Regions from separate parts of the Homo sapiens genome. Here regions 2, 3, 4, 5, 6 and 7 are each linked to region 1. The links are chromatin loops, found by intact Hi-C in ENCODE. Cell type or tissue: ascending aorta. All regions are shown on one strand. Each heading gives the region's core, and the rest is flanking DNA. Links, peaks and the distances in the headings are about the cores only. Region 1 has its middle 85 kb from the start of FAM76B. Region 2 overlaps SRSF8 (serine and arginine rich splicing factor 8). Region 3 has its middle 220 kb from the start of SESN3. Region 4 has its middle 140 kb from the start of FAM76B. Region 5 has its middle 220 kb from the start of FAM76B. Region 6 has its middle 25 kb from the start of FAM76B. Region 7 has its middle 110 kb from the start of SESN3.

Region 1 (4,521 bases), core at 343-4,342:
CAATCCTTCTAAGTCTCTGTGTTCCCCCAATTTAGTCCAGAATTTAACCTCTGACCCAACATAATACTGACCACTTCAATTTCAACCAAGTCTTCAGAGAGAGATTTAGGAAAACCAGTGCAACTTGTTTATTTGGTGGGGAGGGGATAAGTGCGAAAACTTACTGGATTATATTCCCAGGGTCCTCAGCAACCACCCATTAAGGCGCTGAAAAGTTTATAGAATAGTCCCAAGTCTTGCATTCTTTCTATGGGGGTGGGGGAGCCCCAAAAGATGTTCTGTTTCCTGTGACCTACCGCACCATTCACAGATGGTTTTTTAGCAATACTGCCTGTTTTCTCTGTGTTGGTTTCTCTTTAGAAGAAGGGCTACCAACATTCAGCAGATAGACAATGACACAGGCTGCACTGCTTGCTCTCTTGGCCTCATTCTCACCCTAATATGAGAAAAGACCTTGTCCCAGGTTTGCATAACTGTGAAACTGCATGTTTTAGGCAAAAACAAAAATGGTTATTCTATGCACACCAAAAAGATGGAGGAAGATGCCTAAGTTGACGGCATTTTCACAATGGAAAGACTTTTAGGTAGTTATTGAGTTGGAATTTGTTCTCTTCTCAATTAAAAGCTAGAGTTATTTATATAACTACTCACACTGCCTCCACTGAATGAGAGAGCTGAAAAAAATGAAGTGAAGCACAGGAAAGAGTTAAGTCATTCCTAGGTGACCAGTGCTGTGAGCTGACTGAAAAAAAGAAAATCTCTAAAAGTTCTAGCATGACACAGATCCAGGCAGTTGTGCTTAGAAGAAGAGTAATGAGAACTAAAGAGATACAGCTGATAGAAACTCATGTTAAGGCGTAAACTCGAAGCAATTGCAGATAGAAAGCCTGAGACTTCTCAAGTAGTTTAAGTGCTCCGATTCAAGAAGTAACCATTCCAATAGAAACCTATGGGGAATGTGGAATAGTGTCACATAAAAGATAATAAAATCACATACTAGAATTAGATGAAAAGGTGGGGGGGAAGTAAAGATCTATACATGGGCCAGGCAGAGACATTTCCTTTAGGTATCCCTGGATAAACCTTTTATCAGTTCTGTAATAACTTAAGATATGAAATACTGCAATTGCTTGACTATATATTATTTGCAGGAGTGGTGGTGGTGTATGTGTGTGTGTTTGTATTTGCTCGTTAAGTACATAGTTGAACCTAGTATATTCCTTGGTTATGGGTTTAATTATTCTCCTTCATTTGTGTAACACCTCATATAAATCCCCCAGTAAGAAAATATCTTGATGGATAATTATCTGGACTGGATCTGCCCAGTGGAAAATCACAACCAAGGTTCTGGTGATCAGGGTAAGCAAATATTAGAAACAGCCCTTCCAGAATGTTGCTTTAGCAGGATTATTCCTATTTGAATATGCCCTACTATATACTGGAAGGCACCAGGCTGCAGAAGAAGGGTCCCAGGAGATTTTGTTGCAGTATGTAACTCTCCTCATAGAGGGTGTGATTTGACAGAACTAAATGGCCTCCCCACCCCCAAATCACCTCCTTCATCAGGCTACCATGTGCCTGAAATTCTTCGCTCCCTTTTTTAAAGTGCAATTAGAGGGAAAGGGGTGATTACAAATTTAGTCATTAGCTTCTACTCAAACACTGATCAGGACATTTCTTCAGATTAACTACCAGGGGATCTTGAATATAGTGAACATATTTTACAAATCTAAAACTGGGTCAAGTGGTTGGACAAGTAAAAATGTAACTATGAACTTTTAAAATTTTTGAATTTATAACAGTACCAGAAGAACTGACATATTAATTTCTCATAGGCATGGAAAAGTGTTATTCTAATGGAGAGGAGAGGGAGGAAAGGCAATGGATCCAGGTGGAATGGAATAGTTCAGGGCCATTATTGCAAGAGAACATCATGGAATTCACAGAGGAATGGGAAGATAGGAAAGGACAGGGAAACAGCTGCTTCTGAAAAACAAAATGTCACAGGGCTGCCCTAGGTGACCCTAATGTTTCCATTTAGCCCTGAATATTTTTACTGCATTCTTCACGGGGGAAAAAAAAAAGTAAAGGAAAAGTAAACAAAGATAAAATATCCTACGCCCTTGAACATAAAATAAGGAGAAAGTGGATGTTCAATCCAACACTTCCTGAGTTTATACTCTGTGTCAACCCCTAAGCCAGGTGCTATCCCTTCACTGGGCCAAGGACCAGGCTATTGGGCATGTGTTACCATAGTGACACGCTACTGAGAACAACCTCATGCCCCACTTATACTGAGTCTTCTAAATATTCCCAAGGTTCCTCTCAAGCAGAAATAGATTTTTCTTCACACTTCTAAGAAAGGACTGTATTTATTTGTTTATGTATTACCATAAAGTTTAGCAATATGATGCAAAAACTAAGTGCTAGGAAAGAAAATATACTTTCATCGGGCATGCCAGGTGTTTTTGTCTGAAAGACTAGCATCTTACCTGACATCTGAGCAGAATATGAAGAGCTCTTAATCAAGTTTTCAATTTCATTTGCCAAGATAAGCTTGCATAATGTCTTTAGGACACAAATTTCCCAGCCTTCACTCCTCAAAACATCATGAAAGAGCTAAATAAAGTGAAAGTGGCAAGTGATACAGGAACTGAGGTATGTCAATTCCTTTAATGGGCTGGGAAGCTCCTGATTTCGAATTTAAGAAAGATACAGCCGCAGTCCGGCCTTGCCTAGAAAGGCATTGCTGGCAGCTCCCGCCCTGGTTAGAGAGCGCCCCCTACTGTTTCTCCTCTTTGTCGGCTCCAAGCATGCCAACACCCAGGCCGACTCACAGTTACAAAGCACCAATTGGACAAGTGTATCCTGGACTGTGAAATAAATTGAGAGGAAGAAAGCGCCAGCCTTGGAGCTGGGCAGAGAGGATCATATTGGAGGTTTGGAAGGAGAATTTCGGATTTCTCCTCACCACCCAGACCCCTGGTCCTAGGATGCCTTCCAGGAAGATCAGACATGGCTTGATTTAAGAGCAGAAGAATCTATCACCCGAATTTCTTTACCTCCTGTCACACATAGAAGTAAGAACAAGAGACAATCAGAAGGAAGTAAAGAACAAGCCAGAGAGACAGAGCAAAGGAGAACCAAGAGAAAGAACCCCAAAGGAAAAGAAGTGGAGAGAAGAACAGAAAAGGAGTCAGGCAGAAAATAATAGAATAGTCTTTATTTCCTTTTCACTCCCTCCTCTTTTTAAAACAATGTTTCTAATGAGCATCTAGTTTCATCTGAAAGTTTTTGAGCGCACTTGTTTACCTTTGCTACAATTTTCAGAGTTTAGCACTTTTGCGGGCTGGGTGTTGGGAGCTGAGGCTCAACTGTCATTGTTCATTTCTGCTGTGATTTTGCACTGATATTTGTATGTCATCATTTAGTCGTTTTGTTGTTTGTTTTTGCCATCAGCTTGTGTTTGTTGCAAGGCAGTTCTGCTGCTGTCTGTCCTCCGCTTCTGGATCCATGTCACTGCTCACACTGCCTCATTGACATCTTTCCAAGACTACATATCAGGACCCAAGCCTAAACAGGTTTCCCTCCCTCTGGAGAAGCACTGTGAGGTGGTGAAGTCCGGCCCCTCCAAGTGATTCTTGAAAGGGGCAGGTAACAAAAAATTATTGAGGGTGTTGGGGAACAGAACCATCATAGGTTTTCTTGTTTAATATACCTAATAAAATATGGAATTGAGAGGGACTAAAGTATTGTCCAAAGTCAAACAGCTTGTAAGTAACAGGATTTGAACCTGTGGATCCCAAAGTTCATTCTTTTCCCTACATTACACTGCCCCAGAGCTCTTGTAGCCCTGCCAATCTAGGCTCACTCCAAGAGAAATATTCCCCACTTGCAAGAGTTCGTAGAACTGTCCACACTACTGAAATTGTTATGTCTCTGGGTTTTCCTTTTAATAGGCACACGTACTCAAATTTGCATAATGTAAATGTAGACAGAGTGTAACTACCATGTAAGCACAACTACCATATAAGTGTTATGAGTGATCCTTTGGAAACAAGCCTAAAAAATCCTGAAATCATATGAAAACAGACACTTTTTATTCTCCTGGGAAGCAGATGACATCATTTTTTATGCAAAGTACACTAAGACAGTAGAGTGCTGGTGAGGTGCTGATAACGCAGCTCTCTGTCGGGAATACGGGAGCCCTAACTTCCAGTGTTTGCTGATTTCTGTGGTGTAAATATTTCCACCATGGCAAAATATAAGCTACTAATATGACATCACTGAATGCAGAACTGGGGAAAATTGTGCTTAGTTAGCTCTTGTGAGCCCACACAAGCTGGCACCGGCATACAACAGCACTAAGGGCCGCGCACCCATCACTGGAATTAGACTGCACGTGCACATCAAGGAAGAGAGCCTGTAGCAAGTACCATGACAAGCAGGATAGGGTGAAGTGTGTCAGTTCTGGAGCCCAACTGCATGTAGGTTTCAAAGCCCAGCTTTGCCATTACTAAC
Region 2 (4,521 bases), core at 1-4,000, 640 kb before region 1:
GTCCTCCCCGGGTATCCAAGAGGAAATCCAAGTCAAGGTCGCGATCCAAGAGGCCCCCCAAGTCTCCTGAAGAGGAAGGACAGATGTCCTCTTAAGAAAATGATGCATCAGGAAGCAACGTGATGGAGGACTTGGGGGAAAAGGATCACATACTCAGTCTATGGAAGCAACGTCCCTGGAAGAAGAGGCTGCCTATTGAAAAGGTTGTGTCACACTTTTCTACCTTTTTGCCAGTTTGAAGCTTTGCATCAGGTGGCAAAATTCATTCTATGTGCCGTTTTGTTGTTATTCACATTTTATTGTAACTTAGGAGGTGAACGACCTAAGATTACGTTATTGGGTTTGGATATTTGAGGCAAAAATTTATTTTTATTTCTATAGTGATGACTGTTTTGGTTTGAAATGAACAGATTGGTAACCTAATTTGTGGCCTCCTGACTTTTAAGGAAACGTGTGCAGCCATTACACACAGCCTAACGCTGTCAAGACATGCTTCAACATTGCCTTCATTCCTTAAAAACCTACAAAAGGTGGTGTAAATTAATATGGATAATTTTATTTACCTCCAGGTCTAAAAGGTAGTGTGACCCAAATTTGTATAAAGATTTTTCATGTGAAAGGACTGGGGTTTTAGCAAACACAGGTCTAATCTCTTTTGTGTTTTTGTGCACCAGGCCCGGCTGCGTAGCAGTTGAGTGATGCTGGTTAGCTATTAAGGTGGCCTGTTGCAGTGCAGAGTGCTGAGCTGCTTCCTGTTTTCTTCTGATTGCTCCTGGGGAAAACACGCCTTGTCCTGAAGAACAAATGGCTGTCCAGTTTATTAAAATGCCTGTCAACTGCACTTCCAGTCACCCAGGCCTTGCAGATAAATAATGGAGCATGCAGTGAGCACATCTAGCTGACGATAATCACACCTTTTCCCCCGTCTTTTCTGAAAAATTGTAAATCTGATCATATCAACATGTATGAACTTAAAATATGGAGAATGTTATGGAAGAAATAGTTTATAAGTTTGTTAAGTACTTATAACATGGTTTATCTTTTTGATTATTAATTTTTTACGCTAACCATTGTTTCTGTAGTTAAAATTGTTTTCTTGGTGTTATCTTTTCTCAGAATAAAATTAGAAACTTTTGATGGAAAGTAGGTTGTTTTATTTTCTGTATGACTTTTGGATATTTGTACTTTTGAGAAAATTATTAGCACCAAGTGTTTCTCAAAATATAATTTTTAAAAAATCCTTAATAGGCTTTTAGCTATGTGCTTTATTGTTTTATCACAATGCAGTTTATTTGTAGTTTCTCTCTTTTTTCCTCACACCTATGGTTTTTTTACTTCCAAAATTATTTTCAAATAATCCATTTTTGGCTTTCATCATTATCCCTACTAGATGTTATGTGTTCTTTTGCAATTGTTTCTGCTTATACCTTTACTAGCAAAGGGAAAAATAACAATTTGGTGTCAATGATCTGGTGACAATAGGATTACATTGGAGCCAATTGAATAAATTTATTCTTTCAATCATATGGATCTTCATTAATATTTTTGACTGAATTATCAATTAAAAATATTTCATTCCCTTTGTGCAGAAACTGCTAAATCCAGGGTTCGATTCTTGAATGAACTGGCAAGGTGGCTGTGGTCTGTAGATATACATCCCACATTTTGTTGTTATAACAGTTAGTAGTTAGTATTGCTTTCATATATAGACTCCAGAATCTAAATTTTACGATAATGACATTTCTTCTGGTCATGACAAATGTAATATTTTACAAATATAAATCTACGTAGAATCCAAAGACACACACAGAGCAGTCCTGTCTGAGAAATAAAAAATCAGGACACCCATGGCATCGTAGTAGCCCCTCGCGTCCAGCAGGTGGCGAAGGGAGGTGAGGTATATTTATTAAATGGGACCGAGTGGGACGGGGACGGGGCAGCCCTAAGGGTAGGGAAGCATTGTCAATTTCTGGGGATAGAATGAGACCCAGGCATAGCTGGAGTTTGAAGCTTTGAAGCAAAAATATCTGTAGAACATCTTAAACGTGACCAAAATATGATGTTAAAATCAGCAACTCTTTATACGTTAAAAACTTTGAAACCTGTGGCCGGGCATGGTGGCTCGCGCCTGTAATCCCAGCACTTTGGGAGGCCAAGGCAGGTGGATCACCTGAGGTCAGGAGCTCAAGACCAGCCTGACCAACATGGTGAAACCCCGTCTCTACTAAAAATACAAAAATTAGCTGGGCATGGTGGCGCATGCCTATAATCCCAGCTACTCGGAGGCTGAGGCAGGATAATCGCTTGAAACCGGGAGACAGAGGTTGTGGTGAGCCGAGATCACGCCATTGCACTCCAGCCGGGGCAACAAGAGCAAAACTTCATCTCAAAAAAAAAAAAAAAAGAAAAAGGAAAAAAACAAACAAACAACAACTTTGAAACCTAGGAACAATTTTGGACCTGTTGGAGCAGAAATGTGTAGTTGTCATTGAAGGTGTGAACATACCCTACCTCTACTCTACATGTGGAAGACCTGACCCACAGAGGACATGAACCCATGAAGAAGAGTGATGTGACATGTTTTGCATTTTATTAGTACCATGATCTAACCAACTGAGCTAACTGGCCACACCATTTTATCCTTTATAATGATCACTATGAGGGCTGAGTGCAGAATGGAGTGTATGTGGTCAAGAGTGGAAGCTGTGAGGCTATTGCAGTAATCCAGAAAGAAAGGTGACAATGGCTTAGACTTCAGTGGTAGTGTTGGAAATGGACATAAATAGACATATTCAGGAAATATATTGATCTTAGATCTAATAAGACACGTAATAGATTAGAAGTAGGGAAATTAATGAAAAAGCAGAATTAAGGATGACTTCTCACTGGCTTGAAATGCTAAATGGATGACGGTGCTGTTTAGTGAGTTGGGGAAGACTGGGCGTGGTGATGGGTGTAGAAATTGAGAAAGGAAAATCAAGAATTTCCAGAACTTTCAGAGCAATGTTAAATACTTTCCTTGATAGTGGGTCAGTCATCATTTATAAGTGCATTTCTAAAAATATTGCTTAATTTTGTTTTTGAGCTTTGTATAAGTGGAATTTTGTGTGTACTGATTATTTTGCTCAATACTATGTCTTTAAGATTCTCTGTATTGTTGCATGTGGCTGAGTTTATTTTTGATGCTGTGTAGTGTTTTACTAATTAATAAATCATAATTCAGTTTTTACTGTTCTATTGATGGACATCTGGGTTGTTTCCTATTTTAGTTATTCTGAATAAGGAAGCAATGAATATTTTTATACATAAAACCTGATGTACACGTGTATATATATTTCAGGTATCAATCCCAAAAGTGCATTTTCTGGGTTATAGATCAAGTACATATTCAATTTTGTTAGATAATTTTCAACTATTTTCCAAAGTAGTTCTACCAATATATACTATTATCATCAATTGATGAGAATTCTACTTGCTCCACATCCTCATTAACACTTGTTAACGTCAGACCTTTTAATATTTGCAAATCTGATGGGTATATAGTGGTATTTCATTTGGTTTTAATTTTCTTTACCCTGATTACCAAAAGGTTGTAGCTTTTTATTTGTTTGTTTTTTAGCCACTTGGATATCCTCCTTTGTGAAGTGCCTTTTCAATAATTTGTCCACCTTCCTATTGGGTCACCTGTCTTTTCTTAACAATTTAAAGGTATTTTCTATGTATCTGGATCTTATTTGTCTTTATGCCCTATAAATATATTTTCCCATTCTGTGGCTTGTTTTTTAATTCACTTTATGATGTCTTTTGATGAGTTATTTTTACACTAATGTAGCTAAATTCTTCAAACATTTTGTGGTTAGTGTTTTATATGTCTTGTTTTCTAATTTGAAGCAGTAAAGATAGTTTCATATATTATTTCCTATACTCAGTATAGTATTGTCTTTCAGCATTTAGTACTTTAACACAACTGAAATTGATTTTTGTGCATGTGGTGAGGTAAAAATCTAACATAATTTTTTTCCTACTTGGATATCAATTTTTAAAGCACTATTTATTGAAAACTCCTTTCCTATCCAATCTGCCACCTCTACCATATATTAGTATCCATACTGGGTAAGTTTACTTCTGGATTCACTATTTATTTCTATTGAGATATATACATATACATATACATACTGTGTATGTGTATATATACATGTATACACATACATATACATATATAAAGATGTAGATATATATAGAAGATATAAAAGATATATAGTCTGTAATATATAACATATATATAATTTTATGTAAATAGAATATATATAAAGTCTAAAATATATTTTATTTATATTTCATATATATTATGTATACTTATATATAATATATAAATATATAATGTAATTATGTATTATATATATAGAGAGAGAGACAGGCAGAGACAGAGACAGAGAGAGACAGAATCTTGCTCTGTTGCCCAGGCTGGAGTGCAGTGGTGTGATCTTGGCTAACTGCAGCCTCGACTTTTTGGGCCCAAGT
Region 3 (4,521 bases), core at 351-4,350, 250 kb before region 1:
ATCCAATCTCAGCTTCCTCTCTGGTAAAATAGAGCTAATAATACCTACCACATGGAAGTGCAATGGAAAATAGATAAGATAATGTATATTCTGATGCCAAATAGCTAAGTATTATCAGCAGTTTAGATCCAGGAGAGCCAAAATCAACATGGTGAGAGTCTGTGTAGTGAGGAAGGAAAAGAGAAAAATAGGAAGGAAAAGAGAAAAACCTCAGTTATGAAGGTCCATAACTTAGTGGGTCTAGAATATATGCTTTAGAGTCAGATCTAGGACCAACTTTCAATTCTGTCATTTATTAGATGTGTGATATTGGGAATTATTTTAATTTCTGAGCCTCAAGTTTCTCATCTGCAAAATGGGAATAAAAATCACATCTGCCTTATCAGGCTGTCTTGAGCACTAAATGAGATAATGCTTTGTGGCTGAGACTTGCTAGATACCCAACAACCTTTTCCCTTTTCTTCATGAGTCACCAATAGACTACATTTCCCAACTTCCTTGCATCTAAGTGAGGCTTTGTGACTAAGCTCTGATGAATGGAATGTGGATAGAAGAGATATAGGCTACATTATCGAAGGCTTATCCCCAAAACCTTCCTTATAATCCTCTATACCCTCTCTTTCCTCATCTACTGGTAGATTCAGAGGATCCAGAAGAGAACTCTAGGGTTCAGAGAAGGCAGAGCCACTGTATGGAAGGAGCCTGGGTCCTTGAATGACTGGAGCATAGCACTCCCCGCTCTGCCCCTCTCAATCTGTATTGGATTATGGTTTAACTACTGATATTTTAGAATTGCTTGTTAAAACAATTAATCTGTCCTGACGTATTTATTCTCATAAAACACATGGTAATTCTTCAATAAATGTTAGTGATTATGATTATGATTATTTGCTCCTTGGCTGGAATGGCTGAGTGAGCAGTTCCATAATTTAATAAACTTAATACTACAAGTGTGTTTTTGTTTTCTCTCCTGGCTGGAAGATTAACTGCTAATCTTTGGATTCCCTAAAAATGATATTAATAATGTCTTCATTTATTTGTCTAATTCATAAATATTCACTGTATGCCTACTCTTTATACAATTTTATTAGTTGCTGGGTAATGCAGGGATAATATCTTCATGAAATCTTTAATTTCACAAAGAGGGACTGGTATACAACTAGCTCTATTATGATGTAGAATAAAATGTGTGCTTTAACTCTCACCTAATCATCATAAACTGTGGCCTGTAACACTTCACTTCTTAAGAAATCTATAATACTCTTTCAAAGTTCAACCCAGGGTAGGATCTATGGGAAAGTTTTGCCACTTTCCTGGCAACCTAACCTCAACCTTCCATGGTCAGGAAAAGAGAAGGAGGGTTAAGTGGGAGCTGTTGTTTCATTGGAAACCACGTATGTGTTTACATGGTGCTGCTTTGTGGCCTCTAGAAGCCTTCCCAGCCCCTCCCTTCCTTTCTCTCTTCCTCCCTACGATTGTGCGATTGTGTGGCATCGCCGGCATCTCCTGGAGTTTGCTCATCTGTCCTGCTCTCCCAGGGCAGGGTGAGCGAAGGCTTAGCTGTGACAATCTAGTGCCCATTTTGTTCAACTTTGCCATCTCCTCTTCCCGGAACTCAGCTGTTTTATTTGTAAAATAGGCCAAATTAGATTGGAACTCAGGTCATTGGATATGTAGCATTCCCTTCTATCCATTACAAACAGCACTAATGAATCAACGCATTCCTTTTGCTGAGCCTGAACCCACGCAAGCCTTCACAAACTCAATACCCACTTCCAAGCAGCTCCACCAAGCTATCAGACTTGGATCCAGAGTCAGATGATCTCCAGGCATCTTTGGTAATGACAATAATACTCTCTGACCCCCTTAAAATGTTTTTTAAGGCACTTTTAGGTAGATAATCTCATAAGCACTCTGAGAGTGGGGTGGCATCTGTTATTTTTGTCCCCTAACCTCACTGTGCTCAGCTCTCAAGTCTCAAGGAAAGCTCAGCAAATATTTGAGAACTGAAAAAGACCCTGCTCCTCCTGACCCCTCCTTCTGATCTTTGCTTCTATTCCCTCACCAGTATGTCTTTTCACAGTCACAGGTACTAGTCTCATTCTCACTGCCTGTTTGACCTGGAATTACGTGAGCTCATAGGTTCATCTAGTCCATCCCTCTGCTCCCAAATAGGCTATTTCACATTCCAGCACTGACAAGTGCTGAGCCTGTTGAAGAAGGACAGCTGTCAGGCCCAAGAGCCCTTTCTTGGAATGCCTGCTGGTAAAACCAAGATCATTGGGCCTGTTTGTGGATGACTAGTTGGCTTAAAGGATTCCAAATCTTGCCTGTGGATTTTTCTTTCTGAACATATCATTAGATCTGAGGGTGTGCCAAACCAGCTCGGAGGCAAGGCTTTGTCACTGCGCCTTTTCATTCATTATTATTTCTCAGGCAGATCTATTTCTCATTGACTGGGGCCTCTTGGGCCCCTCCCTTGCCTTGTCATGCTCAGAACAGCCTGTTTGGCCGCCCTCCAGGGACCGCACTGGCCCAGAGGTGCTGTCGCCTGCCTCTCCTGACTGGTGGGGACAGGCCTGAGCTAAGGCTGCCTTTGTTCTTTCACAGTGGGTTATTTTCCCTTGGGCTTGGATGGCTCAGCAAAAGTTACTGGACGCTCGGCAGGGTGGGAGCCCTGAGCTGCACAGTTTATATTGGAAACTGTGGACATTGTTCTGGATCATCTGCATGGTGCCAGCATTTTTCCTTTTTGTCTGACAGGGTGAATAGTATGGCATGGGAATGGGGTGGGGATAGGGTCAGGCACGAGTCCATGCAGTCTGCCTTGCATTGCGCAGAGTTCTTTCCCAGCAGTGCCAATGCCGGCTCTGGCAAAGGAGGGGAGTGACCCAGGGAGGGCGTTGGTGAGACCGCTGTTTAGACTCAATCTTTAAAACCATAGACACCTTCAGGCACAGGCAGGACAAAAGGAAAAGAGAGAGGATGACAGGGAAACAAAGATGGTAATAGATTTAGGGGCATAGGAGAGAAGGTAGAAAATGAGAAAGTGTTTCTTCAATGAATCCCTTCTAGATATTACTCTAGTCATCTCATTTGAGGTCCTACAGCATCTATTATATATACCAAATCTTTCACTCCCTACTGTATACAAGTGTGTGACTTAAATTCCGCTCTAGGCTTGCTTTCCCCTCAGAGATTCTCCTACTCTTTGGCCTGAATTCTACTTCACAGTGAGTGTCCATCAAAAGCTCTTTGCTATACTGTCTCCCAGCCTCACTTCCTAAGCATTCTCAGAGCTTCCACTCCTGAGACTACGTGGCCTCCCTTATCGCATGTCATCTACCTCAAAGCTGCCAATTTACTTGGGGGTAAATCAAATCCACTTGAGCCACAAATCTCATCAATGCAGTGAGTTCACTAAAGAGTTGGGAGTAAAGGCATTATCCCAACACAATTTATGGCTGCAGTCTTGCAACTAGCTCTTCTCTTTTGACTTTGCTACCTTTCTCCTAAGTCTATGCCTCCACCTTGCATTTCCCTTGGTGTGAAGCTATCTTTTAGCTCTCTCTTTTCCCTTCTGACACTATTTGACAGTGAATATTTCCTGTGCTAACCTCTGGAAAATAAATACATGTCCTTCCATTTGGATAGCACTTTAGAGTTTACAAGATGTTTTCATAAACCTCATTGTAGAAAAATCTTCACAACGATCTCATGAAACTCAGATTATAATCCAGCTGATTTCTGCACTTTAAATCTAGGTTGTTTTCCCCCATGTTTAATGACCATCTACCTCTCAGGAAGAACCAGGAACTCTTGCAGAGTTAGGACAGGGAATGGGGAGCTGGGTCTCTGAGGGTGGGGTAGAGGGTGAGAAGGTCTCAGCGGGTAGAGGCCTTGGTGGTGAACAATGCAAATCTTACAGAAAACTTTTTACTTCAAGCCACCCACATTTTTTTTTCTTTCTCAGGCCCCAATATTTGCCTGGTTTATTTCATTTTCTCTTTTGTAAACCACAGCTTCTAACCATGGTTACTCTTGATTTACTCATTCATTCCTTCATTCATTCCCTTGCTCTTTACCCAACATTTCCTGGTGTCTACAACATTCCAAGCAGTGGTGCTTCTCTTTCCTGTGGAGAAGCACAGGCTGCTGCACAGCAGTGGGGCTGAGGTTCCTGTCCTGGGAGCTGGAAACAGCCCCGTGGAGAATTCTAGCAAAAGGACGTGAAAGGGCCCCTCCTCTGCAGCAGATCAACTTCCCTGTTTTTCATGGACATCCTCTGGCAAAGATTAAGACCATATGTTTTTCTATTAATATACATAAGATTGAGGAAAGACGTATCTTCATTCCAGAGAAGCACCCAGAGCCCTCCGTCTTCCAAGAATTCCTCAGCCGGAAGCTCAATGTGGTGGTCATGCAGCTACTCCTCTTTCATGTGCCTTCCACACATGGCTTCCACAATACCACACCTCTTGCCTTTCCCTCAATCTCATTGGTTGTTGCTGCTCAGAGGCT
Region 4 (4,521 bases), core at 305-4,304, 58 kb before region 1:
GCCAATTAATTAATTCCATCTCCAGGAATATTGCAAAGCCAATCTATGATCCAGGTTAAAAAGCAAAATCACACACTGGCAACAAAGGGATGGCTTAGGAAGGCAGAAATGCCTATAATCTTCATCAGCCCCATAACCCAAATCAACTCTAAATAAACATCTAACTCAAGTAAAAACATGATTACTATGTAAACACAGCTTCAAGCTACTGCCAAATAAATACACTTTCCACATAAAGCAGTGTGCCTTTCCCCAAAATCAGCTTTGGAGTAGTACTCTACCCACCCCCAATTCCCACTAGATCATAGCCCCCAAGCCCTTCATAAATGGAAATTCTGGAGGTGCCAAAGCTCTCCAGAATTTCAAGGATAGTTTTATCTCTTTTGAATAAAGTAAAAGAAAGAAACAAGTGGTACATTGAAGCAACAGTGGGATGCCAAGAACTTGAAAAAAAAAAATTAACAAAATTACTCCTATAGTTTGAATGTGTCCCCCAAAAGCGTGTGTTGGAAACTTAATCCCCAATTCAACAGTGCTGGGAGATGGGGCCTAACGGGAGTTGGTTAGGCCATGAGGGCACAGTGAATGGATTAATACTGTTATTGCAGGAGTGGGTTCATTATAAAAGGGAGAGTTTGAGTCCTTTTTGCTTTCTCTCTCTCTCTCTCTCTTTCTCTCTCAGCCCTTCTGCCTTTTACCATGGGATGATACAGCAAGAAGGTCCTCACAAGATGCTGGCCACTTGATCTTGGACTTTCCAGCCTCCAGAATTGTAAGCAATACAATTCTGCTTATTATAAATCACCCAGTCCCAGGTATTCTGTTATAACAGCAAACATGAACTAAGGCAATTACCTTCTGAGAGAAAAATAAAATGAACACACTGTCTCAAAGCTGGTTTATATAAGTTTGCTTTAAAAACTAAGACACAGGCTGGCAAGCACTAGTTATAAGCAGATTTAGAGTATAAGCATATTCAGAGAAACATACACCAATCAGAAAGGGACTGTTCAGAAAAGAAAATATTTTAAAAAAAAGATGACACAGAAGCAAATTTGGCTGTGCTCACTCAACCCCTGTCTAGAAGAGAGGGCCCCTTGGTTTGTGAAGAGTATTAGGTCTCTGTGCCAAGTGTGCACCCCTGAAAACAGATGGCTGCCTCAGTCCATCATGTTCTGATCTAACTAGACAGGCAACTTATCTAACTCTCCTGATTCTGATTACATGTCCACCATGTAACATTCTTATCACAAATGACTATAGGGAGGGAATGCACTAATCAGCAACCAAGAGCTCTTTATCTGCTTAATATACTTATATTCTCATCATAAATTCATTGATCGTTTTTCTAGTTTAATTTGAACCATGCACCATCTTTCCATCTGATTAACACTCACCCCATACGAGCTCCAGGAGCCATGGGTTCTTTGTCTTAAAGGGAAGGATTTTTGCCAACTGTTAGTTGTCTGGGAGTGGTCATAATTCTCACCAGAGCACTTGTCTTGCCCACAAAATGGTTGGGATTATTTTAGAGGCTTCTGGAACTGTCTGGGATCGTGTTTATGTGCCACTAGGTCTACTTGGTTTTGAGCTAGCTCCCATTTTTTTCTCACCAGAAACCCCAAGCCCTGCTCTTTCAAAAAACCCCGTTCTCCCATCTGCTAAGAAGCACACATTACTAAGTAAACACCAAGGAAAGAGAGACTTACTCGTGAATAGAAAATTAAAACATGAAAAAGAATGGGCTAGAAATTAAAGAGAACAGCCTAAGGAGGGCTTGTCTCATGAAGAAACAGGGAGACCAAATTACCTGAGCCCTAGTTTCTATTCCAGCTCAGCCCTGTGCAACCACCTTTGTAGCCTGGCAGAACTACTAAGGTCAGTGATGATCAAATTTTATGTGTGTCCTGGCTAATAAAAATACTAGTACTCATAACACTAGTGTTTACTTTTAATTAAATTATTTTTATCATAATGCTATTTAAATAGAAGTGCAAACATAAACCTAGGTATAAATTTCTTATGCGCACCCAACTATGAACTTACAGAACCAATATAATTCACATTACCTCTATTAATTTAATGTGACAGAGGATGTTACTTGCTGAAATAAAAATCACTCCTTTCTCTGTGACCATGGTCCTGAATGCCAGAGCAGGAATGTTTTTGGTTTGGCAGCCTATGCTACTGTGTGCTTGAGAGAACTTAATGTTCCCATCACAGTTCTTTATTTAAGTTACTGTGAAACTTTTACTCATAGCTTGCATCATGATGCCATTGGCCTTCCCTAATATATTATTTTTTTCTCTGTTCTTTTCCTTTCCACTTGAGGCCAATAAAGTTGTAAACACAAAAGCCAACTCCAACACAGAAATTATGTGGCAGTACTAAGGTAGGCATTTGATGACTTAGAATGTATTTACATTAATGTGCTAAAAGTTAAACACAAATTTAAGTTTAATTACTGTGGAGAACCTACACACGCTAGTTTAAGTAAATGGTAAATCTAGTCCCTTGACTGAGCATCATGTCAGGCTTTCACTCCCTCCTTCTAATGCACATGAAATATGTAAGACATAAAATCAATGTTTCCTTTCTGCTCTCAGCTCACAAAATGGTTGAGGCAACCTTATGCCTTTTTCTTTCATTTTGCACTCCGCAACTCTGAGCTTCTATTTGAGCAAGGTTATGTAAGTTGTCTGGGGAATATTCGTGGATCCCTCTTCTCAAGGAAAGCTGAAAACTGGAAGAGAATGAGATTTGCATCCTAGTGCCTATTCTTTAGTTTTGTAAAAGAGCAACAGCCTATCATTAATGGAGCAGAACAGCAGACAGGACTGGAAAAATTCCCCAACTGTTTATTTTTCCCTACTCATGCCTGCTAAAGCAGAACTTAAACCTCCCTTTGCATTCTACTCCATTTTCCCCTTCCCTTGGAATGTGAAGTCTACTTTTAGGATGGAAGAAAATAAACATTAAAATTTTACAAACTGGAAGCATTGGTTACAAGAGCTTCTGGCATATCTGCATCAGTTTTCCATTTAATCAAATAACTTAGGAGTGGAGTAGGGCACTAACAATGTTCCAAAAGACCAATAAGCCCTATTTCCCCAAATGCCCACTGATTAAAAATGCCACCTTTATCATATATAAATCTCCATATAAATGCAGATCAGTTGCTGAACTCCATGCTGCCACACTAATCTATCAGTCTATTCCCAGGAGCATTTAACCATTTTAAATACTATGAACAGACAGGAACTTCTAGATATGATCTCCTTGCTTTCTAATTTTTCTTTCATAATTTTTTCCCCTTTGCTCTCTACATTTTTGGAAATTTTATCATCTTCATCTTTGAGATCTATAATTTGGTCTTCAGGTCTTCTATTTAAAAATTTAGCAATCTTGATTTTTATTTATAAGAGCTGTTCTTTATTCTTCCTCCTTCATTGCAGCCTGTTTTTATTTTGAGGTGGCAATATTCTCTTAAATGTCTCTACCTATAACATTAAATGTTCTTAAAGTTCTCTTCTGTTTCCTGGGTCACTGGTTCTGATTTTTTCCTCTACCTCTAGGTTCTTTATGTTTTATCACTGCTTTTCCTCGAATATCTGGATAGTCTTAATATTTTCATTAATCTGATCTCCATTTTCTTTCAATTATTCAGAAATTCTTCTAAGTTTCTATTCATTATATCACTCTTTCTCAATTTTCAGCATTGTTATGGATGTACTGACTTCAAAGTTTCTTTTCTCTGATTATATTGAGGATTTAAGAAGACGATTCAGTTCGCCATCCTGTAATAATTTATTAATTTTTTAAAGACAAAATTCATGTCTCTTCTTTAAATAATGGTGGCAGAACATGTGGGGATTTCATACGTCATACAAGAGTGTACTTTCAACCAAATGCCGTCTGATTTCAAATGGTCACCTTTATCACATACTAAACTTCTGTACAAATGTAGGTTTATTTCTGAGCTTTGTGCCGCCTCACTAAGCTATCAATCTATTTATATATCAGTAACATTTTTTTAAATTAATTATTGGTTCGCTTACTCCCATTTGCCCAGCAGATATCCACTTGCAAATTGGAAAGGATTGTGAAAAAAAAAGAAAATGATAATACAGACTAGTAACATATCTTGAAAAATGTTTTCCTCCTTGCAAACATCGAAGAACAGAAAAGCAAGTGGTTACCTAAGATTTACAACATTTCCTTAACATTTATGATAACATGTATCCTGTCACAAAGTATATATAACAAATAGTATCTTTAATTTATCCCCAAAATAGTAATTAATGTCTCGATTAATATCTCCATTTTACAGAAAAAGAAATCAAAGCCTGGAGAACTTTGAGTTAAGTATCTTACTCAAAATTACCCAACTAGCAAATGGCAGGACTTAAACTTGGATCTCACTCCAGAACTCAGACTCTCACTGCTATACAACACGTGCCACTTTTTATTCAAGCAATGGAGCTTCTTTTTTCATGTATTAGAACGCTCTTTATTAACTAG
Region 5 (4,521 bases), core at 250-4,249, 140 kb before region 1:
TGCCTGATTTAAACCATCCCCTTCTCACCAAATGGGAGCTTTCAGCTATTAGAGAAGACAAGCAGCCCCTTTTGTCTCTGTACCTTTCAAGCTGCAAAGATGCCTTTCACCAGATTAAAAGATTAAGGCTTCTTCCAGAATTCCAAACCAGCTGGTTCTGAGAATTTTAAATGTGCCTGAAAAAAAGCATCTGTTCTTTCCATGTTACTTTTATCTTCCCTTTATACTAACCAACTATTCATTTATGTCCACTAAGCCTGATAAATGGAGAATCTATAGTTTATAAACTCAAAGAAGAACCCTATTCCATGCATTTATTATTTTCCTAATTTTGCTGATTTCATAAAGACTACAAAATCAGGCTTTCTATCCTTGTTTTTGAGAGGCTGCCAGCCTGACATGCTCAATGTTACTGCAGCTATCTTTCTCAGGGTGGAACATGGCATTTGCACAAGAACTTGGCTTATATATTTTGAGAAACTTAAAGCCTTGAGAGGCTTTCTTGAACTGGTGTTTTGAAACTTCCTAATGCCCCAATTAAAAAGGTTTGTAGTTTTCTCTGAGTTTTGCAGCTCAGCCTGGTGTAATCTGGATTGGGACAGTTCCAGCAGAGGAGGTCAAAAAAAGTGCAAATTCATACATAATGTATGTAGGTTTTAATAAGCATCCTTTCATACTACAGCTTCTCTTCGTGGCTTCTCATAAAACTTCACAAACCACAGGCACTAGGATTATTAATTTTTAAAAGAGTAACAGAAGGAAATGTTCAACCTTTTGCAATCTAAGTTGCTCCAGGAATTAAAATGTCTTTATATAGATGCCTCATAACAAAAATCTGTACTCCATGGCAGTAATCTCCACTAAAACCAGGTAAACTCAAACTGTATCAATTTATATAAAGCTTGAGAATTCCCAGTACCCACTTACTATTTATGAAATGAAGATAGATTAATGCCCGGTGGAAAAAGGGGTTAGAGCAACTACGTACTAACTCTAGGATGGAATAGGCAAGAAGATATCATTTAAACAAAATAGACTAGGAAAAAGAACTTTTAAGTTGATTTTGTTTAATTTTCATTTTGATTTTATTTTACTTTATTTAATTTTTGAGACTGGGTCTCGCTCTGTCATCTAGGCTGGGATGCAGAGGCACAATCATAGCTCACTACAGCCTTGACTTCCTGGGCTCAAGCAATCTGCTCACCTCAGCCTCCTGAGCAACTGGGACTACAGGCACGCATCACCATGCCTGGATTTTTTATTTTATTTTGTGTGTGTATGTGTGTAAACAGATTCTCACTATTTGCACAGGCTGGTCTCAAACTCCTGGACTCAAGCAATCCTCCTGCCTTGGCCTCCTAAAGTGCCGAGATTACAGGTGTGAGACACTGCACCTGGCTGATTTTGTTTAATTTTTATTTTATAGAATGAGAACATATAAGGTCTGAATGGAACCTTAAAGAATGAATCAAATACTCTCTATGAAATTCTCCGGGGTGGGGGGAGAGCATTAGGAAAAATAGCTAATGCATGTCACCTTAATACCTAGGTGATGGGTTGATAGGTGCAGCAAATCACCATGGCACATGTTTACCTGTGTAACAAACCTACACAACCTGCACATGTACCCTGGATCTTAAAATTAAAAAAGAAAGAAAAAAATCTCTGCTTAGTGGTATGGCACGTATTATTGATGGTTTACTTAAAACCACCTCCATCCATTCTTTCTCATTCAGGAACCCGTGGGAATATATCCCTCGGCACCATGTAGAGTCATGTCAGACTTGACGGAAAGAATTACTCTTTCCTAGGGCAATACACCTAGAGCAATGGACCTAGAGCTGGGTATAGTACTGGATGAAATTTAGAGATGTCTCCCTTTAAGTAGCAAACAAACGCATTTCATATAGAGATACAGCCATCCAGTTACTGGATCACCTCCAGGGAAAGGGAACTCAAAATAGACCACTTCATTCCTGGTAAGCTCTGAATGTTAGGAAATAGTTTCATTATAAGAAGCTGAGTATTAGTCATGAAACTTTCAGTAACAAGTCACAGCTCTTAGACTCAAATTCTCTTGATTTTTAAGAATGGAGTAATTGAGAAGTCCACCAGAGATGTTTATGCACAGCTGAATCCAGCAGTTTCAATGACCCTGGGAAGACTACCTGACCTGATGTGTGTCACACATACATCTGTCAACCAATCACTGTAGCTATGAGCATGGGGGATTCTGACCCACCAGTTCTTGGTCGAACACTCATTCCTAGGGACTGAGTAGGTAGGGAGAAAGGAATCAGCTCCCCTTGAACTATAGGACCGAACAGAATTACTATGAAATAAGACTATTTACTCAAAAAAAGGGACCCTGGATAGTAAAAAATGTTTCAATTGCCCCATATATGCACTCCCCTCACATGATGCCAATTCCTCCCATCTATGACAGGAAAGAAAGGACATGCCTCTTCTACCAAAGGAGATACTTAGCTGCCCATGTTTCCTGCATCTAGCTGTAAATTGAGGATCTCCAAATGACAAGCATTCTTTTAGTGCAGAACCAGATGTGACTCCTATGGACTTTAACCCATTACTAAGTGATGATTTATTAAAGCATTCCTCCACAGGAAAAGTGTGTTCAATATAAAGGGGAAATACAATATGACTAATTCAAACTCCCAGTTGGAAAAAGAGAGAAGTTAAGGCAACATGCAGAGATCTACATCATATCTCACATGCATGGACAGAATTAGTGAGGAATCCCCACCTGCAGTGGACTGAGACGGCCAACCCAGCATTCCCAGTTCTGCTTCTTCCTTGTCATCTGTGGCCATGTCCAAGAAGAGTGTTGTATGATTTCTCTGTGTGGAACCACCCACCTTTAGCAAATCTAACAGTTCACTTGCTAAGGGTGCAGACTTGGAGCATTATGGGCTCTTTGGATTGAGAAGTTACAGGCTTGGGGTTTTTCTGGTAGTACAACTTCCTTAAAAATTCAATCAATAAGTGGCCAATTTGCTAATAAACAGTGCCAAAGATCTTATTGATTGAGCCATGGTCTTTAAAGATTGTGAGAAATGGGAAAGTTCTTCAAAGATTATAAAAAGTTATAATTTCCTACTATAAGATTGCTATCCACTATTAGTATATATATATATATATATTCCAAATCAGCTGTCCTAGCTTGCTCTGGCATGCCTGGACAGAACTAGACAAGCCCCAGCCCATAGCGCATGCCATTCCTTATTTGGAGATGCTTCTTTAACTATCCCTGGGCAACTTCCTTTTCTTTCTTTGTTCTGTTCCCCTTACCCAGTTAAAAAAAGTTTTAAACTAATAGCCAACCAGATAAAGTGTAAAATGTGAGGTCCTATTCCAGCCAATGGAAACTGGACACAGAATAGGGTAGACTCATCAGGTTATAAATAACTTTGTCTCCTTTGTTTGGTGTGCTCTCGTGACTGGAGAGCTGTTGAGTAGCACCCTTTCTGCAGAAAGTAAAGCTTGCCTTGCTGAGAGATCATTTGTTCCCATTTTAATTCTTCTTTTTTTTTTTTTTTTGCAACATCAAAAACTTTATTCCCAACAATAATTACCCTGTTCTTAGGGTTTCTGTGTCTTAGAAATAGACCTTGCTCTTTATCATCCTTCTAGCTCTCAAAGAACCGCTTCCATTTTGTCCCTGCCTCAGAGGGACTCAAAACAATATACCAGACAAGATAAGGCACAAGTAATTTGAGTAAAATACACATCAGGTGGTCTTTGTGTATTTCTCTGGATCTTCCTGGGTCCCAATCTTATCTTCTGCTATTTTTCCCACCTCTTTGCCTGGTTCCTACTAACATTTATTTGAGGTAGAGAATTCAGATTTTCAGTCCTGTTAATAGCATGATTATATGACCCTCAGATACCTTGGATTTCTCGGCATGGACAGAAAGGTCCTCTTTTAGCAACATAATATCACAGGGAGAACTTTGCTGGGCTCAGAGTTACATGTCCATCACCGAACCTCTCCCTGTATCAGGTGGAGTATGCTGGTTAGACTGGGTCATGTGTCTGGTCCTGGGGTGCAGGAAAGAGAAAGCAAAAATCATTTTCACTGCTAGCACAGGGACATTGCCTCTTGTACCCAGCACCCCACATCCTAACTGTTTAGCCATCTACAGCACCCACGTGTAAAATGACCACACTTACCCTCAGTTACATTATACATCTGTGGCTTTCCTTCCTAAAACCTTTTTCCCCCACCTGGGGGGATGCCTGTAAAACCTGCTCGATTGGCCATCGAGCAATGTTTTTTATTTCTTTTCATAATTTTTTCATTTGTTTTTTTGCTTAAATCTAGGAGTATATTATATAATATACTCTATAAATATATAATTTATACATTTAATATATATTTAGAAGATATACTTTTTAAAACGTATAAAATTTCATGTAATTGAGTTCACTGTTTTAACTTGTCAAGATCATTTCGATCTGGATGATGTTCCTATACATTTTAGCTTTTCCTTCAATTTTGTT
Region 6 (4,521 bases), core at 196-4,195, 59 kb after region 1:
TTCTTCAGGTGAATTCATTGAAAATCTTTACTTCTGGTGGGGAAAACACCCCAAACCTACCTCCTTGGATAGACAGGAAGGGCTTACATCTCATCTCTCTCCAAATCTTTTCCTGGGTACCACTCTCAACCTCTTTAGCCCCTCAGTTCTGGTGAGGGAATAAGAATTGTGTCCTGAGTTTTCAGCTACCTCCGTTTTGCAAGTTTCTGAGTGTGGCTCACCTCACCTTGGTATCTATTGGTACCTTGCTGTCTCAATCATGAATTTTAATCTCATATCCTATGATAAGTGATCTGTATGCCCAAGCTGAATTCACAGCCCTATTTCCAAATAAAATGTTTGTTTTTCACTCCTTTTCAAATGCTCCTAAAGCTTTTCTTACTCTAGTACTTTGAGATAAGTATATGGAAAGCCTAGCTATTGAGGTAACAGAAAACGTGCATTTTGTTTTAAAAATAAGTCATATTACAAAATCCTCCTACTTCTTTACTCAAAGGAAAAATTAAATACGGACAAATGCCCTTTTATCCCTCCACTCTATAAAACTACTCACATACTTATAGTCTAGGAAACAGGCCACTTCATTGACATAGATGATCAGAAATTGTGGGCCCATCTTGGTAACCATAGGAGCAGGCAGCTGATGACATCAGAGGCCTGCATTGCGGCTTCTGATTGCTCAGAGTTGCTATGCTGAAGGAAATCAGAAGGTGATGTAAGGAAAACACCATATTAAATACATTTCATTCCATTTGAGAGGCACTTGGAAATGATTTCTAAAATTCTCTAAATTCCTGCAGCCATTTTTAAACCTTCCATTTGAATAAAATGTATATTGCAAAAAGAACTTAAGACAATTTGAAAATAAGAATGCAGACTTCATTTAGCATATATATACACACAAACACATATTATATATATATTTACTGGTTATGAGTTTTGACTGTTAGTTTGACTATAAAAGCACCTAGCTACAGAATGGTTATGCCATGACCCCAGACTAAGTCACACTTGTATTAAAAGTCATTTTAATATAAACAAAAGTTGGATGCAGTAATTATGCTGGCTTGGTGTTTGGTTTTATTTCTTTTATTTTTATTTTTTGAGACGGAGTTTCACTCTTGTTGCCCAGGCTGGAATGCAATGGTGCGGTCTCGGCTCACTGAAACCTCCGCCTCCAGGGTTCAAGCGATTCTCCTGCCTCAGCCTCCCGAGTAGCTGGGATTACCAGCATGTGCCACCATGTCCAGCTAATTTTGTATTTTTAGTAGAGATGGAGTTTCTCCATGTTGGTCACGCTGGTCTCAAACTCCTGACTTCAGGTGATCCACCCGCCTCAGCCTGCCAAAGTGCTAGGATTACAGGCGTGAGCCACCACACCCGGCTGGTGTTTGGTTTTTGTATGAACTCCACTTTTCCCAGTGCCCCACCTTCCTTTCAGCTACTTTCCAGGTTTCTCAGGTTACCTTCTCACTGCTGTTCCACCTCATCGTTTTCAGTTTCAGTCATCACTTTTCAGGTATTTTCTAAACTGTACAGTTTTTCTAGCTGCATTGATAAAAGAGGGGGTCACAACAGAAGGTGAATGGTCCAGCCCTTATGAACCCTTGATGTCCCAGTAGACATTGTTCCATGAATAATAGGGGAGGCCTAATAATCCTCTTGAAGAAAAATTCATGTCACATAGAATGTGCAAAAATGAGCAACATCTACAAAGAACGATCATTTAGGAGGCATTTAATACATGCGATGGCTTGATTCAAAGCCTATTTCTAGCCCAGGGGGTAATCCAAGCCTCAGCCTTGGTTTCATGGCTGCACAGGTTGTGTACTGTAGAATTCCAGGCTTCCAGGGGTGCATTGACAATGAAAAGCTCAATAATGCAGTGCCCATGTCATGTCTCTCTAGGAGACAATGGCTTAGTTGGAGATAGTAGGCTTCTGATTTAGAATTGATGATTTCTTAACCTATTATGTTACCCCTGGGTATACTGGGTGCAGGAACTTCCTCACAGATAGATGAAGGAGGGACCAAATAAATGTTGCACCTAGTGCATCAGTAGGACTGGATTTAGAGGGAAAGAAATGTGCACAAAAAAATCCAGTATGGAAATCTTTAAAGCAACTCCTTAAAATAGTATTTGCAAATTCAAAAACAATCCATTCAAAGACAAAATTATATTTTAAAACTCACTTTTATCGAATGGAAAAAAAAATGTACACTGGAATTGTGAAAAATAAATTGCATCTGAAAATGGGTTACCGTACATAATGAAACATTGTTACAAAGAGTATGAGGATGCTTGCTCTGATTACAGTGACTCCTGTAACAACGTGGCAAGTGAAAATACTGTATTATTTAGTAGTGAAGCCCTCCCCCTAGTGGAAATAGGTAGGAATTTTAAGAAAAAGGGTTAACACTTTTAAATACATTTTATTTCCTCTTAATATTTACAGAATTAAAGAAAAGAGGTGGAGAATAGCTGTAGTGTGGTATAAAGACTTTTCTTACAGGGCTTTTAGGCCATTATAAGAGCTGAGATGTAAAACTATTTTAGAGTTTTGAGTAGAGCAGCTGGTATGGTCTGAATGTTTGCATTCCCTCCCAAATTTATATGTTTTATTTTAATCACCAAGGTGATGGTATTAGAAAGTGAGGCCTTTTGGAGATGATTATGTCATGAGAAATCTGATCCAATGAATGGGATTAGTGCCCTTAAAAAAGAGGCCCCAGAGAGCTGCCTTGCCCTTTCCACCGTGTAAAGACACAGCAAGAAGGTTGTTTATGAGCATGGGTCCTTATCACACACAGAATCTACCAATTCCTTGATCTTGGACTTCCCAGCCTCTGCAACCATGAGATATAAATTTCTAATGTTCATAAGCTACCGAATCTAAGGTGTTATGTTATAGCAGTGCCAATGAACTAAGCAGGGGTTCTCAACCCTCGGCTGAGACTACTGACATTTTCAGTTAACAAATTCTTTATTGCATAGGGCTGTTTCGTGCATTGTCGAATATTTGGCAGCATCCCTGGCATCCACTCACTTGATGCTAGTAGCAACCTCTCCCCAACCCCACCAGTGTGATAATCAAAAATGTCTCCGGACATTGCCAAATATCCCCAGGGGAGCAAAATCACCCTCAGTTGAGAACCACTGGAATAGAGGGATAACATGACATGACATCTTTTAATAGGATCACTCTTTGTTGAGAACAGACTGCAGACAACAGAGATACCAGTTAGGATTGGAGATGACAAAAAAAAAAAAAAAAAAAAAAAGGTCAAACTTGAAGTTAGAGCTTGCAGAACTTTTCAAAGAACAGCCATGAAGTGGGAGAAAAAGAGTCAACAATATCATCAAGGATTTTGGCCTGTAACAACTAAAATTGAGTTGCCATTATCAGAGATGGGAAGATAGCAGAGTGGCTGCCTTGGTAGTTGTTTGGACTGGGGAGTGCAGATAAAGAGTACATCATTTTGGACGTGTAAAACTTGAGAGCCTTTGTAAGACACCCAGATGGAGATACCAAGTTTCATTGAATAGAAATTCTGGAAATTAGGGGGAGAGGTCTAGGCCGTTACTGTAAGTTTGGGAGTCATTAGGCTTATAGGTAATATTAATGAGTTTACCAAGAAAGCAAAAAAAGAGCCCTGAGCAACTCCAACCATTCCATGTAAGGGATAAGAGAAGGAACCAACAAAAGAAACTGAAAAGCATCACGAAAGGTAAGGGGTTAAAAAACGAAACAAAACAAACAAACAAAAAAAACAGGCAAATGTGATGTTCTAGAAGTCATGAACCTTTGGACATTTTTTCTCTTTACACAAAATGGTTTCATCTTAGTAAGTCCCTCCCTAATGTAAACATTTGTGAATATCTATACTTTATTATACTTTCTGCAATGATTTATTTACCTAGCTGTCTCTTCTAGATTATGAGCTCCTGGGAATAAGATTTATCTTTGCATCTTTGTAGTAATTAGCATAGTGACTGGTGCATAGCAGCACATAACACATGTTCAACTGATAATTAAATTTAACAGGAAATTCACCTCCCTGAAATGAAAATGTCTATACAGTAAGATATCACTCATTGAGATTCTCAATTAAAAATTAGCAAAAACTCAGATATAATTCAAATAACTGTGACATTTAAATTATGTCGCATCAAGGATCAAGGACACAGTACCAGCATCTGCCATGTTTGATCCTACTATGAAAGGGATACCAATCCTTGCCTCGACGTCAACCAGTGTATCAGCTTTTGTTTTATATATTGGGACTCTTGATAAGATTTTATTTAAAAAAAAAAGTTTCCATGGCTGAAAACTATGATGCCATTAATCAACCCTAATAGAATTTTCATCGACTGCATCAAGGGACATGCTCCAAAGTTGAAAAGGTAGTTAGCCTTTATATTACCTTATGTATTATTTTTAATTGATTAAAAGTCATATTATAAATCTATTATTATATTATGTAAAGTGCTTTGTGTATCAATACTTTACCTTAATGTTC
Region 7 (4,521 bases), core at 351-4,350, 370 kb before region 1:
ATAGCCTCATTACCATAACATGTGACCTATGTGCTGGTGTGATGACTCATTGCATCTGCACCACTGGTGGGACCCTTCCTCTACATGCGCTGACACTTCCTCTCTACTCTCCATTGCCCCGTAAAACCCTCCTGTCACTTTCCCTCAGGGAGACACTGCCTTGGAGAACACACCAGTGCTCTTCTTTTTTGTGACAAATAATAAAATGCTTATTGAGAAAAAACCTGTGTTCTCGTGGAGAGTTGTTACTTGCCAGGCAAATGAACCCCATTTTTTTCAGGTAATATAGTCAATCATGAATTTAGCAGTACCAGACCATAAACAAACTCTAACTACACCAACATCATTAATTCAAATTAGCTTTGGGGGAATGCTTGCGAAGAAAAGCATTTTCATGAATTTCCAATATGTAGGGTGATGAAAATGAAGCTAGAAGCACGTTACCAACTAGAGGTTCTTTGAGGGTCAGCTTTTAAGGAAAGATGACAATAATTTGTAAGTAGTATAAAAATGTTTACATGTAAATGGATGCTGCTATGGTTCTTACAATATGTTTCTTCAAGTAAGGTAAAAAATTTGGGCTGAGATTTTGTTTATTGTCCTCATTTACTTAGCAAACTTTTCTTCACAGATAGCATGAAGGTAACCTTCATCTCAGACAATGTCTGAAATCGCATATATTTTAAAATAATAGATTTCCTTTTCATAAGAATTGTTTCTATTAACCCTAGCCCAATAAGAAGAAAGGTATAGCAGTAGGAAGAAAAAAAAAATAATGCTTATTCTGGTATACGTAAAAATCATAATCTAAGTTGTCTGATGTTTCAAATTCTTTCAATTTGTCTTTACCACAGTGGATAAGTCAAAGTTAAGATCTAGAAGTCACTAGAATAAAATTATAAAGTTGAAAACATGACAGTACAGTTGCAAGGCTTCACTCCAGAAGCTTCATTTGAGTTACCGAGGGCAGTGGTGGTGGGAATCGTGTTCAGAAGGACATCCTTAAAGTTTCAGATCTTGCTGAAATAAAAATACCAGGCAGAGCTGGTTAACGGGTTAGCGTTCATCCCAGTGGCTCAAGTTCACCCTGATGATTAATTACAGTCTTGTTCGCCTGGTGTTAATAAGGCTTCCAAGAAGCCAGGCCCCTCCTCCCCACCAACCTCTGAAATTATTCTTCATTTTCAAGCACTGTGATAATCAACCAGAAAAAAATAATAGCGGCTCTGGAGACCTGCCCCAACCGGCTCTCTTGCTTGTTCTCTTTGAATCTTTTCTCTGGCCTCTTTACCTCACATGCTTCCCCTATGTGCAGTTTCTCTTTAGGCTGTAGAACACACACACACACACACACAAACACACACACACACACACACACACACACACACTCTCTCACGTAAACCCCTTCTTAGACTCCCTGAGAGCTTAGCAGAAAACAAGTCCTTGCTTGTGGGGAGCTTAGGAAGGCCAGCCCAGGAAAGCAAGGCTCCGGTGGCTGCTCGCCACGGGCTTTCTCTTTCGTATCCTGCCAGATGGTTTCCAACCCCCTTTCAGTTCCAGAACGGCCTAAAGCCCAGGGCGGGCAGGCTGCCTCCCCGGAGTGACATCTGTGTTTCTAGGAAGGCAGTCTTCTGGTTCTCTAAGACACTCTCTACTCTTCCTGCTTTGGCCTAAAAGCCTGCACTGGGGGAACCTTGCCTTTAGCTGAGGTGATAATCCTCTTTAAAATGCAAATCCCCCTGGGAGAGGGGACAAGTTGTAGCTCATACATCCTTTGCACTAGACAGGGAGCGAATTTCTGTAACCTGGGAGAGTACCAATTCACTTGGATCCTGTGGGCCCATAATATGGAGGGACTAAACTCTTAGCACAGGGTTGATAGGAATTCCAGTGATGATTGATGAAATGAATTGAGGTGCCCTGGAGAGAGGCCATGCAGGGTAGATCTGAGACTGTTCTAATACTCCTATGGTGGCTCTGGTCTGCCTAACTATTGTAGTATAGTAGCTGTTTTTACTAGACTGTCTTCCTACAGAATAGTAGGCAGAGATTGTGTTTGTCATGACTGTATTCTCAGTGCTGAGCGTGGTGTGTCTCAAACACAGTAGGCCCTTAAAGACTGTTTGAAGAACAAATGAAGGAATGAATGGTATGTCGGGTGAAGCCTCCTTCATCAAGAACAAATTCTAACAACTTCTCAGCATGTTTATCAAACCTGGCCACTCTGGAACAGTGACATTGGCTGTCACCTATGTCCAAACTTGCAGGGATTTCTGAATCTGCCTTTGCACAATAGGCACTGGGGCTCTTCACATCCCTCTGGGGGCTGTGCCAGGGCAGCTGCTTTCCCACCCAGCTCACTCCCCAGTTGAGTCTCTGCTTTTTTTTTTTTTTCCAAACCTTTCCACCTGGCTCAGAGCCAAGGAGGCCTCTAAGTCACACTCAGAATTTCCATGACAGTAAATAGACTAAACGAAGGCCTTTCCAGCCCCTGAAAGAGGCCTCTTCCAATTCCGCCCTGTCTGGCAGCATTTTTGTTCCCCCCATTTTGATACAGGCCTGTGGAAGGTCAATGACTCCTTTAAAAATAAGGAAAACATGGACAAGCGCCCAGTTCCTAACCTGCTGACAGTGCAGTTCTCTGCAGCCAGCCCACAGTTCTCTGCTGAAGCCTTCACAGTGATTTTTCACAAAGGTCTGCAATCTATTATGCTACAGTTGACTGCCACATTCAAATGTAAAAACAGATCCTTGGATCAACACCCTATAAAAAGCCAAGAAAAATGTGGTAGTGTTCTTTTCTGGCCGGAGCCAAGAACTTTCTGAGGGAGGAATCCTTTGCAAGCCAGCAGCTCTGTACCTGTGTGGTTTCACTGTAACTTGATCAATTCAGAATCCCGGCAAACTGTAGAGGTTGCAGGCATTAGCCCACCCATTGGGTTGAAAAGGATCTAAAGATGCTGAAGGGACTAATCACTAAATTATTTTCACCAACTCAGAGCTCTTGGAAAGATCCCTCGAGGTCTTTAATTTTATCCAGCTTCCTCGCTGTTTTCAGTCTGGCCTAAGTCATTCTGGAAGATGGCACTTTAAAACCTCTGCTCAAAACATGCTCCCTAGCTAAAATACAGCCACTTTCTTAAAATAAAACAACATGCCTGCAGCCCAGAGATCCTGGCTGAGCCCAAACAAAAACAAAGTTTCCTGCCTGGGAAGGAATGTCCAAGGGACATTGCTTACCACTGGCGCATAAAATCCACACAGGAAAAATGTTAGTTAAGAAAGATCAATTGGAATGTTTGAAGGTGTGGAAAAAAGATACCCATATTCTCCTTCCTGTCAGCTTGTCACCTTTCTCCTGTTGTCCCCTATCCCCTAAGCGTGTCTTAAGGCAGTGAGGAGTGCAGTGTCAGGAGTAGTTGGATAACTAGTTTCAAACTGTTTTGCTGGACTGTAACTACTGGTGGTATGCCACACTGACATTAGCCCCACAAACTCATCCCCTCCCCACAGGACTGCCAAATTGCTGCTCATATTCTGTCTGCTTCATTTGTTCACCTATTGGCAATTACCTTGCTGAGATCATTGTTTTCCTCTTCTGTATTTTTAGCTCCTTATGAAACTTGTAACAGGATGACTATCTCATATCTAGTCTTTGCTTTTCAGAGTTTAGCAAGCTTTGTTTTGGCTGAGTGTGTGGAAGTAACTTTCACTGTGCAACAAGATTCCTTTATGCCTGCTTCAGCCAAATATACATTGAGACATTGATTTTTGTTTGTGAACTCATATGCTGCCAGGTATATGTTTATCCAGATAAACATACACATAGCACACACATGCACAAATACACACACATACTTCTCCCTAGTTTAATTTTTTAAAAACAGCTTTATTGAGGCATAATTGATAAAAGGAATACATATATATTTTTTAATATGTACAATTTGATGAGTTTGGACATATGCAAACACCAATGATACCATCACCAAAATAAAGGTAATAGACATATCCAACACCTCCAAAGATTATTTGTGTCCCCCCACCCCCACTTTCTTGGTGGTAACTTCACTTACATAAATGAGATCTACCCTCTTTATGAATTTTTAGGTGTACAACACTCTATTGTTAACTACAGGTACTATGTTGTACAGCAGAAAAAAAAATCCATTGTATGTATATACCACATTTTCTTTATCCATTCATCTGTTGGTGGACATTTGGGTTGATTCCATATCTTGGCTACTGTAAATAATCCCTAGTTTAATTTTGATCTAAATGAAATACACATTAAGTATTGAATCCTGTTCTTAGGTCCTTGTTCTGTGGTCAGATGCCAGTACCTGTATTATATCACATTCCCTGTGTCCATCAAAGTACCTGGTACATGGTAGACACCTAATACATGTTGAATGAATAAAGACACAAGTAGATAAATAGTTTCTAGATCAATTTTCAGGCTGGGAGAAAAATCTAAGAAGAAAAGAAATACCATAGAATTGCTGCTTTCTGCTTCATCTTCCG

Evidence for each region. Peaks named below come from ENCODE experiments on the same cell type or tissue, not always from the same donor. Only the 100,000 strongest peaks of a DNase experiment are listed, where the experiment ranks them.
Region 2: it touches region 1 in a loop (3-fold over the local background); 44 of 110 quality-filtered maps call a loop at or near these places.
Region 3: it touches region 1 in a loop (2.4-fold over the local background); 8 of 110 quality-filtered maps call a loop at or near these places.
Region 4: a loop joins it to region 1, with 2.6 times the contacts of the local background. A loop is called at or near these places in 11 of 110 quality-filtered maps.
Region 5: a loop joins it to region 1, with 2.8 times the contacts of the local background. A loop is called at or near these places in 19 of 110 quality-filtered maps.
Region 6: a loop joins it to region 1, with 3 times the contacts of the local background. A loop is called at or near these places in 34 of 110 quality-filtered maps.
Region 7: it touches region 1 in a loop (1.9-fold over the local background); 22 of 110 quality-filtered maps call a loop at or near these places.

The regions. Positions count from the first base shown.
Region 1 is chr11:95,702,941-95,707,461 of GRCh38, forward strand. No RefSeq gene overlaps it. Among named protein-coding and RNA genes, the nearest start is that of FAM76B, 85 kb to the right of the region's middle. In ascending aorta, for the core only: a CTCF peak has its summit at 2,792 (motif pointing left); a DNase peak (open chromatin) is centred at 2,781; H3K27ac peaks cover 2,177 bases.
Region 2 is chr11:95,067,981-95,072,501 of GRCh38, forward strand. It overlaps SRSF8 (serine and arginine rich splicing factor 8), which reads left to right. Exons shown (of 1, transcript NM_032102.4): 1 at 1-3,245. The coding sequence ends at 95. Among named protein-coding and RNA genes, the nearest start is that of SRSF8, 3.3 kb to the left of the region's middle. RefSeq lists enhancers at 15-124, 432-611, 622-681 and a silencer at 1,854-1,913. In ascending aorta, for the core only: a CTCF peak has its summit at 1,871 (motif pointing right); DNase peaks (open chromatin) are centred at 791 and 1,901; H3K4me3 peaks cover 2,276 bases; H3K27ac peaks cover 1,552 bases.
Region 3 is chr11:95,451,456-95,455,976 of GRCh38, forward strand. No RefSeq gene overlaps it. Among named protein-coding and RNA genes, the nearest start is that of SESN3, 220 kb to the left of the region's middle. In ascending aorta, for the core only: no CTCF peak of the experiment used is centred there; a DNase peak (open chromatin) is centred at 2,536; H3K27ac peaks cover 2,285 bases.
Region 4 is chr11:95,645,342-95,649,862 of GRCh38, forward strand. No RefSeq gene overlaps it. Among named protein-coding and RNA genes, the nearest start is that of FAM76B, 140 kb to the right of the region's middle. In ascending aorta, for the core only: no CTCF peak of the experiment used is centred there; a DNase peak (open chromatin) is centred at 2,170; H3K4me3 peaks cover 640 bases; H3K27ac peaks cover 3,659 bases.
Region 5 is chr11:95,565,883-95,570,403 of GRCh38, forward strand. No RefSeq gene overlaps it. Among named protein-coding and RNA genes, the nearest start is that of FAM76B, 220 kb to the right of the region's middle. In ascending aorta, for the core only: no CTCF peak of the experiment used is centred there; a DNase peak (open chromatin) is centred at 2,205; H3K27ac peaks cover 2,897 bases.
Region 6 is chr11:95,762,105-95,766,625 of GRCh38, forward strand. No RefSeq gene overlaps it. Among named protein-coding and RNA genes, the nearest start is that of FAM76B, 25 kb to the right of the region's middle. In ascending aorta, for the core only: a CTCF peak has its summit at 2,386 (motif pointing left); no DNase peak of the experiment used is centred there.
Region 7 is chr11:95,336,153-95,340,673 of GRCh38, forward strand. No RefSeq gene overlaps it. Among named protein-coding and RNA genes, the nearest start is that of SESN3, 110 kb to the left of the region's middle. RefSeq lists enhancers at 450-3,989, 1,611-2,338. In ascending aorta, for the core only: no CTCF peak of the experiment used is centred there; DNase peaks (open chromatin) are centred at 1,479, 2,349 and 2,449; H3K4me3 peaks cover 1,496 bases; H3K27ac peaks cover 3,169 bases.